2 separate regions of the Homo sapiens genome follow, and region 1 is linked to region 2. A link is a loop called in an ENCODE intact Hi-C map of the cell type or tissue named here. Cell type or tissue: MCF 10A. All regions are shown on one strand. Links, peaks and the distances in the headings refer to the core of each region. The heading gives the core; the rest is flanking DNA. Region 1 overlaps PTPRR (protein tyrosine phosphatase receptor type R). Region 2 has its middle 93 kb from the start of PTPRR.

Evidence for each region. Peaks named below come from ENCODE experiments on the same cell type or tissue, not always from the same donor. Only the 100,000 strongest peaks of a DNase experiment are listed, where the experiment ranks them.
Region 1: a loop joins it to region 2, with 9 times the contacts of the local background. A loop is called at or near these places in 10 of 110 quality-filtered maps.

The regions. Positions count from the first base shown.
Region 1 is chr12:70,850,763-70,856,154 of GRCh38, reverse strand. All of the region lies in intron 2 of PTPRR (protein tyrosine phosphatase receptor type R), which reads left to right. Among named protein-coding and RNA genes, the nearest start is that of PTPRR, 67 kb to the left of the region's middle. In MCF 10A, for the core only: no CTCF peak of the experiment used is centred there; a DNase peak (open chromatin) is centred at 2,614.
Region 2 is chr12:71,011,395-71,016,786 of GRCh38, reverse strand. No RefSeq gene overlaps it. Among named protein-coding and RNA genes, the nearest start is that of PTPRR, 93 kb to the right of the region's middle. In MCF 10A, for the core only: a CTCF peak has its summit at 2,388; a DNase peak (open chromatin) is centred at 2,416.

The sequences.
Region 1 (5,392 bases), core at 165-5,164, 160 kb after region 2:
TAATATTTGTATCTGAATGAATACATGAGTGAGAGTGAGTGAGTGAATTGAGTCCTGAAGATTTTTTTTTAATTTAAAGTTAGTATATCTTCTAAGTTATTCTAAAACAGTCCTTGAAGAGATATAGGAGGAAAAAAATATTGTGGAGTAAAAAAATGCTGTGGGTTTTGGGTGACAATTTTCTTCTATTTACTAAAGTGCACAGATTTCATTCCATTAGGAGCAACTTCAGAAGATTGTCTCCAACTACCTATAATAGCTTCAATTGTATCGCAAATTCCCAGTGTAAATAGGGCATGGGGATGTTGCAAAACATTGTTGTTATATGCAGGTTTTCAAGCAGTGCTTTGTTGTTTAAATGCAATTTGGCCTAAAAGCCTTAAAAACGAATAACTTTTCTTCACATAGTATGCTAAAGTTTCTGAACAGTTTTCACATGCCATTTTTATTCAGTATTCAAAGTATCTCAGTGAGGTAGTCAGAACAAAAATGATCATCTTTTTATATATGGCATAGGTCTAAGAAGCTAGGAAGCTTGCTCAAGGTTGGCAGTTTCTGTGTGGTGATCCTGGAGCTGGAATTTAGGACTTCTGGCTGCTAAACTCATTTCTTCTTTCTATCCTTGTAGCCTCCTTGGTATTTCTATGTACAGGACAAGTACAGCTCAGTTTGCATTCCTACAATGCTGCTCTTGGCCCTAGTCAGTCTCAAGACCATGGATGTTGTGGGAGTTCTTCATTTCCCAAGTGCTTTTCCTTAACAGGCTTCCCTGCTGCCCTAGCTGAGGCTGGAGCTGCCAGCTCTGGTTATTGACACCAGCAAATCCTTTCACTCACCCCATATGATAACTATTCCTTTTGGGTTTATGTCTAAGCTTCAATTCTGCATGGTTCCGTCTTCTTGGATGTAAAACATCCATCGCAGTAATTTTCTTAAAAAACAAGGATAAACTGAAATTCCTTAATTCTGCAAAGAGAGCTAGAATATTTATTGTACCATTCATGGAAGAATTCTCCTAGCCCACATTTCTCTGCACCAGACTAAATTCAGCAGCAGATGTGTTTGGTTTGGATTTCACAGTGCTTTAAAAAGCACTTAGAATTTGGAAGACTTTAGGCAAACTATGCACTCTTCAAATTGCTGTGGACCCTATTATGTCATTTGTTTACATTTCTGACCCTAGAAGATATTTGAGTTTGCAACCCCTGCCTGCCGATATTAATATACCACATTGGGTAAAAATAGCAGCTAATATTTATCAAGCATCTTCTATGTACCAAGCACTGTCTTCAACATTTTACAAATGTTAGTACATTTAACCCTCACAACAAACGCTTAACAGGTAAACAACTCTTCCTAGTAAGTACTATTTCATTGTTCCCAAATGAGGAAATCAAAGGACTGAGAATTAAGGACATTGCCCAGTCACACAGTTTGTGGATGGCAGAGCTAGATTCAGACCCAGGCTGTCTAGATCCAGAGCCAGCCTCTACCCTCTGGTGCCTGGATGCAATTTCAACTTTTGTGTGATCCATGAAAGGAAACAGAAAATAGATCATTAGCATCAGAGGAGGTCAAAGAATAGTTTTTCTAAATGAAAAGAGAGCTAAGGAGCCTTGGAGTAAATGAACTGAGAATGCCATGTTTGCATGTGCAACACTAAGCATACACCTCTTTGGACACAGAAGACTCTGAGAGCCTTATGAAGATGTGCCTACTGCTTCAGTCACAAAGTTGAAAAGGGCACATGGCATAGAGTGACCTCATGAAGTCGACTGAATGCAGTGTGTCTCGTTGTGGTGCTTTGATTTTGCAAAAATGTAAATTAGTACATTGGCAGGAACAGCTGGCTTTGCTCTGCGTTTTCCTTCTTAGAAATTTTGCTCTTCTTTGCCAGCCCTTAATATTGCTCAGTGACACACAGAAGTTGAATGTGATTCCCAAAAAACTCTTAGCATTCAAACTAGGGGACTGTTGGTGGTCATGGAAAGAAAAGGGGAGAGAAAGTTATCCTTTCTTCAATATATGCCTTTGAAATAATTAGGTTATTCCTTGCTGGCATGCAATTTTAGAATGGGAAAGAAGGGACATGATTTGGATGTTTGTAAGTGTTAAGGTTTGATAGAACACTATTCTAAATCTGGTAATAATGATAATAATGATGATATTGTAGCTACTTGATTCTCAGAGATTTGTTGTTGAGTCACAAACACACATCTACGACCTTTTCTGTATGTCCCACTTTTTGATGTACAGTAAGAGTAAGGTAGAAACAACTCGCCACTTGGCATTTAATCTCCTTATCTTTCCCACTTATTGATCTATAGTAAGTTTTTTCACAAACATATGTGACCAGTGTTTTTCATTTTGCGGGAGGCGGAGCGGGGACATGGCTGGCTGACTTGGGTCCTATAGCAAAGCTTGGGGCCCTAGAGCTGCCAGAGCCAAGTAAGAAGTAGTGACCAGAGATGGGTCCATGTCCTGGGATAGGCACAATAGGACCCCAGGGCTTGGTACAAGAAGCAAAAGCATATTTGCGGTCAGGCCAATGTTACATATCAAGTCCGAGACCAAGATTGAGCAATATTGAGTGGAAAGGCCAGAAACCACAGAAAATCCAAAGGAAGACAACATATGGTTGGGCAAGGGCCAAAGGCAGTATTGCTTAATAACCATTAAGCAATGTCCATTAAGCAAATGTCCATGCTTTGGAGTCAAATTTGGATTTCTATTTTTCTTCATATTAGTTGTGCGACCTTATGTAGTTTTAATGCAGAATGTGTAATGGTCAAGTACTGGATTCTGCAATCTAGCTGTTTACATTTGAATCCTGTTTTCCCACTACCAGCCATGTGATGACATGAACAGATTATTTAATTATTAGATGCCGTAAGGCTGGTAATTATAGCAGAACCTTTCTTAAAATGTGGATGTAAGGATGGAGAGAATTAATATATGAGAAGCCCTTAGCACAGTAATTGCACAGAGTAAACACAAATAATTATTCTCCTCATTATTATAATGATAATCTCTTTTGTGTTCCTGTTTCTCCTCCATAAAATAAAAGTCCTAACACTTGCCTCAGAGGATTGTAGTGAGGAATAAATGAGATAAAGTGTGGCGGCCCCTGGCCCGTGAACGGTAGTCATGATTATTGTAAGGAACATAAGATAGAAATTTGCCACGGTAATCTCCCATGAGGACAGAACTTCTTTTGAAAGCCCCAAGATCCTGCCCGTAAATCATAAGGCATGCACACCAAGCCCAGTGTCTGACAGCAGCTCCTTTCCTGCCTGTCTCATCATGTTAAACGCAATATCAGAAAATTAAAGAATAGAAGGGGGGAGAAAATGTAAAGTCCTCAATATGAGCAAGTATGTAGAAGTCCAAAAAAAGTAAATAATTTGCACAATGTCACACTGCTAGTTTGTTACAAAGGTGATCCTTGAACTCAATTACTTGAACTCCTTTTCTGTTGTCTATTCCACTATTCCACACTAATACTGCCTCTTCTAAATTCTCACAATCCATCTGGTGGCTCCTCAGGGGCTGATTTAAGCTCCATGAAGGGGCTTAGCTTAACATCAGTAGAGAATCAGCCTCTCCTGAGAAGGGATTCGATTGCTGTTTGCTCAGTGCTGATTACTTTGATAATAATCAGGGTATAAAAAGAAGTAATACAGTATTAATCAGGAAAACAGCATGCTACCACTGCAGAAACTAGGTCATAGTTGCAGTTAACTATGCCATTTGTAATGCAATTTAATGTCAATTTTCTCTTAGATATTTTTCTTTTGTAATCTTTTCTTATTTTTTAATTTCTTTCATATAGCATGCAAAGCCAGTTGAGTTGACATTGGTGTTTAATTTAACAATTGTTGAATGAATAATTTGAATAATTGATTTGTCCCTGATTCATTTTTCCAACCCTTTACATCTTCCTAGTTCTCGTATTTGCCAAGTGACTTTGGATTTTGACTTGAAAAAAATTTTTAAAGCATCTGGTCTCATCAGGTAAATTTCATTTCCTGCACACCCTTCAGCTCCCTTCCCTTCACCCACTCATGCACTCATACACTGTCTGCCTTCCTTCCAGGGCATTCTGTCTTTCATCGAAGGATTTAGTACCACAGCTAACTTTAAAGCCTAAACATGAGTAGTTTTCCCAGAACCATGGTACTGAAACCTCATGATTAGATACAAAATATTTGAAAAAATAATGAAAAGAAAGTAAAAAAGAGAATTGAAAAAAATGAAATTGTTAATGTATGAAAACATTTAATTCTGCCAGCTGGCTTTTTCTTTCTTGTCTATTCTGCACATAATTCCAGCGTGTACTTCTTTTCACATTTCAATATCTCTGACATCAGGATACATCTAAACATCAATGGCTTCTTGCATTTACAATAGGCATTTTTTATTAGAGTCATATAGAAAATAGATCATTTTATAATGGAGTATGTCTTCAATATGATGAACTGTGATGATAGAAATACTAGCAAGTATTGTGTGCCATTCATTTTCATAAATGCCTTATACATGTTAACTTCTTTAACCTTCACAAAACACCTACAGAGTGGATTCTCTTATTCTCTCTGTTTTCAGATTGCAGAAACAAGGAGAGATAGGCAGTGAAAGAGGTTGCCATATCTAGTAAGAAAGTGCCATATCTAGTAAGTAATGGGGTCAGGATATGAACCCAGACTCCTTCCCTAGGCTGTGCTCTTAACCTCTACCCAAAACGTTTTTCTGATTTTTCCATATAGGACTTTGGACACTTTTCCCATCTCTTGGTTTGTCTTTTAGAATATTCCATCATCTTCTGTGAAGACATTGGAATATGGATTCTCATTCTCACTTATTTTTGTCTGTGTGTCTGGGTATTTTACCAGAGGGTCATTATTAGAGTCAGGATAAATGCAATATTTAAGAGACCTATCTCTGAAATCAGAAACTAACTGGGTCCAAATTCTGGCTTTGACTCTTACTAGCCCTGTCACTTTGGGCAAATTACCTAACGTTAGTTTTCTTTTTTAAAAAATAAGTATTTTTTTAAGTTTACCTCATAGGGTTATCATGAGAATTAAATCAAATGACTTATGTATAACATATTTAGAACAATACCTAAATATAATGAATACCCAACAAATGTTGGCTTATTTATGAAATCATAGTATATGAGACTGAAGTAAAAGGGAAGAGAATGAGGAAAAAAAAACAGGAGAAACACTCAGAAGAGTTAGCAATTTATTAACTCATTCATGTATTCAACAAAAGATGTACTGAGGTTGTATTGTGTGCAAAGCAATGTAGGGACAGCATCTTCCTTATAGCTAGGTCTGAAGAAGAAAAGGAACTTGCAAAATGCTTCTGTTTTCTGCATTGGGCCTGG
Region 2 (5,392 bases), core at 334-5,333:
AGTTAATAGTTCTTACTTGAGCATTTCCTTTCAGGGTTTATTTTCTGCACTTTTCTTTTTCTTTTGTTTTGGGCTATTTTCTCAATGTGGTTGCATTACTCATAATTTCATGTGTCTGGGATACTAGGGGCTGAGGTTCCAGGAACAGCATACAGGTGAGTCTAGATTGACTTGATTGACCTGTGGGTTTAAAAGTGGGATAAAAAGTAAGATAGGAAGTTAGCATTGAGTGATGAAAACTGAGTCAAGATCCAAGGACAAAATGCAAACGAAATAGCAGTGTAAAGACAGGGAGGCAGAGACCTGGTATAAAACACTGAGACAGAAAACAAAATAAGTGGCTTTGGAATGGAAAAAACGGGGTTGAGTCTTGAATCTGAGACACTATAGGAAATTACTAAATGTACTGGGCAATTTAGACAAGAGGAGAAACTGGGTTAAACAAGAAATCCTGCCTGTTGCTGAAGTTTATGCTGGAGGGCCTGGGACAGGGCCGTGTGGTTTCTGTCAGAAGTCCTTCTTGAGACAATGTCTATAGCTCAGGTTGGCTATCAGGGTTGCCTCAATACTACTGAACACAGACAGGAATGTGCCTACTTACATTTATTTTGGAAATTGCTAAATTGTTTCCTTCCTTTGGATGATTCTACAGGTGTTTTAATAAAAAGAGGAAAAGAATTCTTAGGAGTTTTGATTCACTCCACCATTTTCTGTCAATTCTCAAATTTTACTCAATGGTGTATTTCTTTGTAAGTCACAGAAGAAATGTGAACAGAAAACATAAATTCCTATTGCTGTGTATAATATGCTACAAATATACTTCCCCTACAACCACTCCTAGAACAGACTAGAATATTAATTTGAGACATCTAGCTTTCACAGATCTAGACTGTTTGCAGAAGATGGCTAACAAAAGTATCAGTTGCCCAAGCAACTTATGGAAGCAGAAGGAAGTAGAATAAAACTATTAGATCACTTTGGACTTTCCAAAGGCATAAAACAATAATCTTTTAAAGATATAACTGGTAAACTTTGATATTAAATTTCTAGCGCTGGTGCCATTTAAAGACTGGACATTTAAATGAAACATATTTTTCAGGGAACTTTAGAAAAGCTAATATGTTAGGGAAGAAGTATTAAGACAAGAGTCAAGAAAGCTTTCAACAGAATATGCTTAACTGGGCCAAAAAAATTGCTGTCTAGCCCCACCCTCAATCAGCACAGGAGACAACCTCAGGGACTTATAAGAAATACAGAACATTAAATCAGCACCTCTTGGACTTCAGAAAAAAGTCTTCCAAAGTCGGAGCCTGATTTTCATTCCACAGTGCCCCATTTAAGTTCTATTTTACACTGAAATTTAAAATTACATCAACAGAGTTGGTACACAATGTATGATAGATAGCCACTGAATACACACAAAAACAAGTCATAGGCCAACGAGAAGTTAGATTAGAAGTTTTGTAGTTAGTATACACCAACTAATCTTTCTAAGAATGGAGGAATACTTCCCTTATTTCATTCACAAATCTTTCTTTCAGAACTTGCTCCCACTTGGGGACCATTTTCCCTAGCACTCATCTATTGATCCAGCCATCTGTCTGTCCATCCATCCAATAGCTTTCAAGAATGTAGTATGTGCCAGTCCTTCTGTGTGTGGCTGGCATACAATGAAGAATAAGAATAAGACAGACTCTCTTCTTAACCGTAACTTCTGAAATGTAGCCTCTTTCACCTCCCCAGATTCTCAGCTCCTTTCCCTCAGCACAGGGAGCTCTCTGAGCTTTCTGTGTTCTCCCTCCTTGTACTGCATGCTGTAAACCCTCTCAAGGCAGTGAGGTGATAATCACCGTTTCCCCTCCCTCAATGATCACTGTCCTTATCATCTAATTCCAGTATCTCAAAAACTATTGTTTCATATATTTCACCTGCATTATTTTGGTTGTTTTCCTCGAGAAGGTAAATTCAGACCCTGTTAATTTATTTGGGTTGAAGCAGATGTCCACTATTGAGTTTTGAGAGTTCTTTATGTATTTTGGAAATGAGTCTTTTGTCATACACATGATTTGCAAATATATTCCCCAACCTACAGTTTATCATTTTATTCTCTTGACTGTGTCTTGGGTAGAGAAAAAGTTTTAATTTTGATGTTCAATTTGATGCTATATCTAAGCATCCCAACCTCAGGTTGATGCTTCCCAACCTCAGGTCAGAAACATTTTCTCCTTTATGTTTGCTACTGTTCAAGTATTGTTTGTTTCATTCTGTTTCAATTGTGTGCATGGGAAAAATTATCTTTGTTACTGAATTGTGATAACTACCTTAAACCAGGCATCCATTCTGAGCTATATTCCTTAGGGATTTTAACACACCTGTAATTATCTGAGTCTCCACTGGATGTCAATACTGCTTAAGGAAAAGCAGTTCAGACGTCATCTTGGGTGTACAAAACAATACATGCTTTTAAGACGCATTAGGGTGGAATAGTTAGAAAGGAGCCTAGAAAAAGTGAAATAGACAAGCAGGAATATCTGTCCTTTGGTCCAGTAATAAATGTCAGACAGAGTGTTGGCTTACAGTTCTGAAATTCATAGCAGTGTTGAACCCCAAAGTTGGAAGCCTGAATTCTGTTTTTCATTCTACTTTGGCTTTTTAGTTCCTGACATAACGAAATGAAACCACATTTTTGGTAGAATTATTTACCTAATTTTCACAAGGTATTTTACTCAACTAGAATTAGAGGGTCAATCATGATTTCAATTCGTATTTCATGCGTTCTGTTCACTTTCCAAACATGTACAAATTGCAACCATTATGAGGTAGAAAAGGATGACTTTGGTAAGAAAATTGCCAGGGCCATTTTGGTCATGGCCAAGGATCTCACTGAAGGCATCAATATAGAACAGGGTCCAAAGAGTACAGTGACCTTTGATCATACTTCTGAGCAGATTTCATTTCTAGGAAGAGCTAGTCTATTCCAGGACTGAAATAAGATAAAAAAATGTGGATTTATATTTTTTTTTTCCTTCTCTTAATACTATGCACAAAATTGCAATTTGCGGCTTACAAGCTTTAAGAATTGGATTCTAGACATATTTTTTAGTTTTCTCATTTTGAAGCCAGTAATCACATATCTTATTGTTATGGTTTTATAAAACCATGTCTTTCTATCAGATGACTAATTTTGAAAGAATATACAATATTACTATATTCTGAAGGTGGGACACGGACATGGGACTGATCAGGTCTATTAGTGAGGAAGTATCAGTGCTTATTTTATGAAACATCTTAAATGTGCTATATAAATGTAGTCAACAAGGCTGTCAACACAACATAAAAGCGAGTTTATGCTCATCATTGACTGAGTAGCATTGCGCTAGATGACTAATATTAAAAATAGCGAATAAATCATATTTAAAGCCGATGAAATTTTTGAGTGCACAATTAAAAAATGTCCTAACATTTGGAAAAAGATACCCAAAATAAAGTTTAAATATGGGAATAATCTGAACAAGCAGAATTATCTCTTAGAAGTAAGGCTCTGTTTTAATAAATATTTTGTATTCAGGTATTGGTGAAGGTTTTTAGCTCCAAGGGCTGTGAATTTTCCATTACGAGTTTCCTGTGGGAGGTTAACATTCCTATGTAGCTAAATAGCCCACAAACCTAATATTTGAATTGTAGTTAGCGGGCTGCTCTACAAATGTGTGCCACTAACATCTCATGATTCTTGCATTCAGCTCTATATGGTTGATAGAGTTTAACCACATTGAGTTTTAATATTTCATATAGTGACAAGATTCTGTTTTAGCATGCATAATTTTTTGCCTATTTCCCCACAGTGTATAACATGTCAGATTATTGTAGTTTTATATATATATATAAAATATATATACATGCATGCTTTGGCAACTGACTGAAAGCTTTTCACTTATTCATCCCCTGGGCAGTAAGGTTTGTAAGAAGTGTAAAAATTAACATTTTCTGGGAGGCCAAGGCAGGCAGATCACGAGGTCAAGAGATTGAGACCATCCTGGCTAACATAGTGAAACCCCGTCTCTACTAAAAATACAAAAAAAAAAAAAAAATTAGCCGGTTGTGGTGGCGGGCGCCTGTAGTCCCAGCTACTTGGGAGGCTGAGGCAGGAGAATGGCGTGAACCTGGGAGGTGGAGCTTACAGTGAGCTGAGATCGCGCCACTGCACTCTAGCCTGGGTGACAGAGTGAGACTCCATCTCAAAAAAAAAAAAAATTAAATTAAAAAAATTTTTTATCCATCAAATTTTCTCAAAGTAAACCTAGATTGTCTGCTTGTAACTCGTGGGTTGCATTTTCCTGTAGGCTGCTGGCATAAGAAACAAAAAATTATGAAGGTGTAAATAATACTTCATCATGGCTGAAAATTTTGTTCCAGGTGTGGTATTGGCAAAAAGCTAAAAATATTAGATTGATTTCCTATAAGTTCAGAGCCATAATTTTTGTATTCTTCATTTTAACACCAAATATACCCCTACTGGTTTTTTTCCTCTTTTGACATGATATTGTGTTATGATCACATCTTTTGAATTTCTCATTAAGTCATTCTCTGAGTTGTCTTTATCAAACTAGAAGCATTTCAAATCTGGAAGGCTGCTTAAAATCCTTTGGATGACCACTTTATTACTTAAGGGTGAAATACAATTCTACCAAAATGGAATATTGGATGTGCTGTATTAGAATAAAAACAAAACAACACAGACCCTTAAACAGGAATCATTAGTTCCAGTGTGTCAGCTTACATCTCTCTAAGATAGTAATTTTTCCATTTTCAAATTAAACCAAGTTCTAACTCATGTGGAATAATAAGTCTTTCCTATGATTTTCATTTGTTTAGAGAATGAATAAACTTTGGATTATTTGGATTAATGCTTTGATGTTTTATAATAAAAACTTGTTCCTAGAAAGGAAATCAGCAATGGTCAGACAACTATCTCTCAATGAAAATAAGTAAATGGAAAAGAAAATAAAACACAATTTAAAAACAAATATTTTCTCAAGTATTACTTGCTGCCCAAGATTAAATTTCACATAAACTTGTTCATTGATGGCATTTTGTTAGATGACTTGGAAATGCTAATTTAAGAATAGAGTTCACCGTTGAATTCCTTTGAGTATAAGGTGTAAAGACAAAAATTTCTTTGTTTTAATTTCAATAGCCTTGGTAAACTCCGAAGTCTAGAATTTGGAAATCCATGGCCTTAGACTCCAGTGGACCACTCAATAGAATAGCTGAGTCACTATCTGTCCCTAGTGTGATGCCAGCTGATAGTACATGTCCAATAAGTCAGTCATGTTTATTGAATGAGTCAGTTTGTGGATGCAGTGCATTAATATGCAGCATAACTCAGGACTCT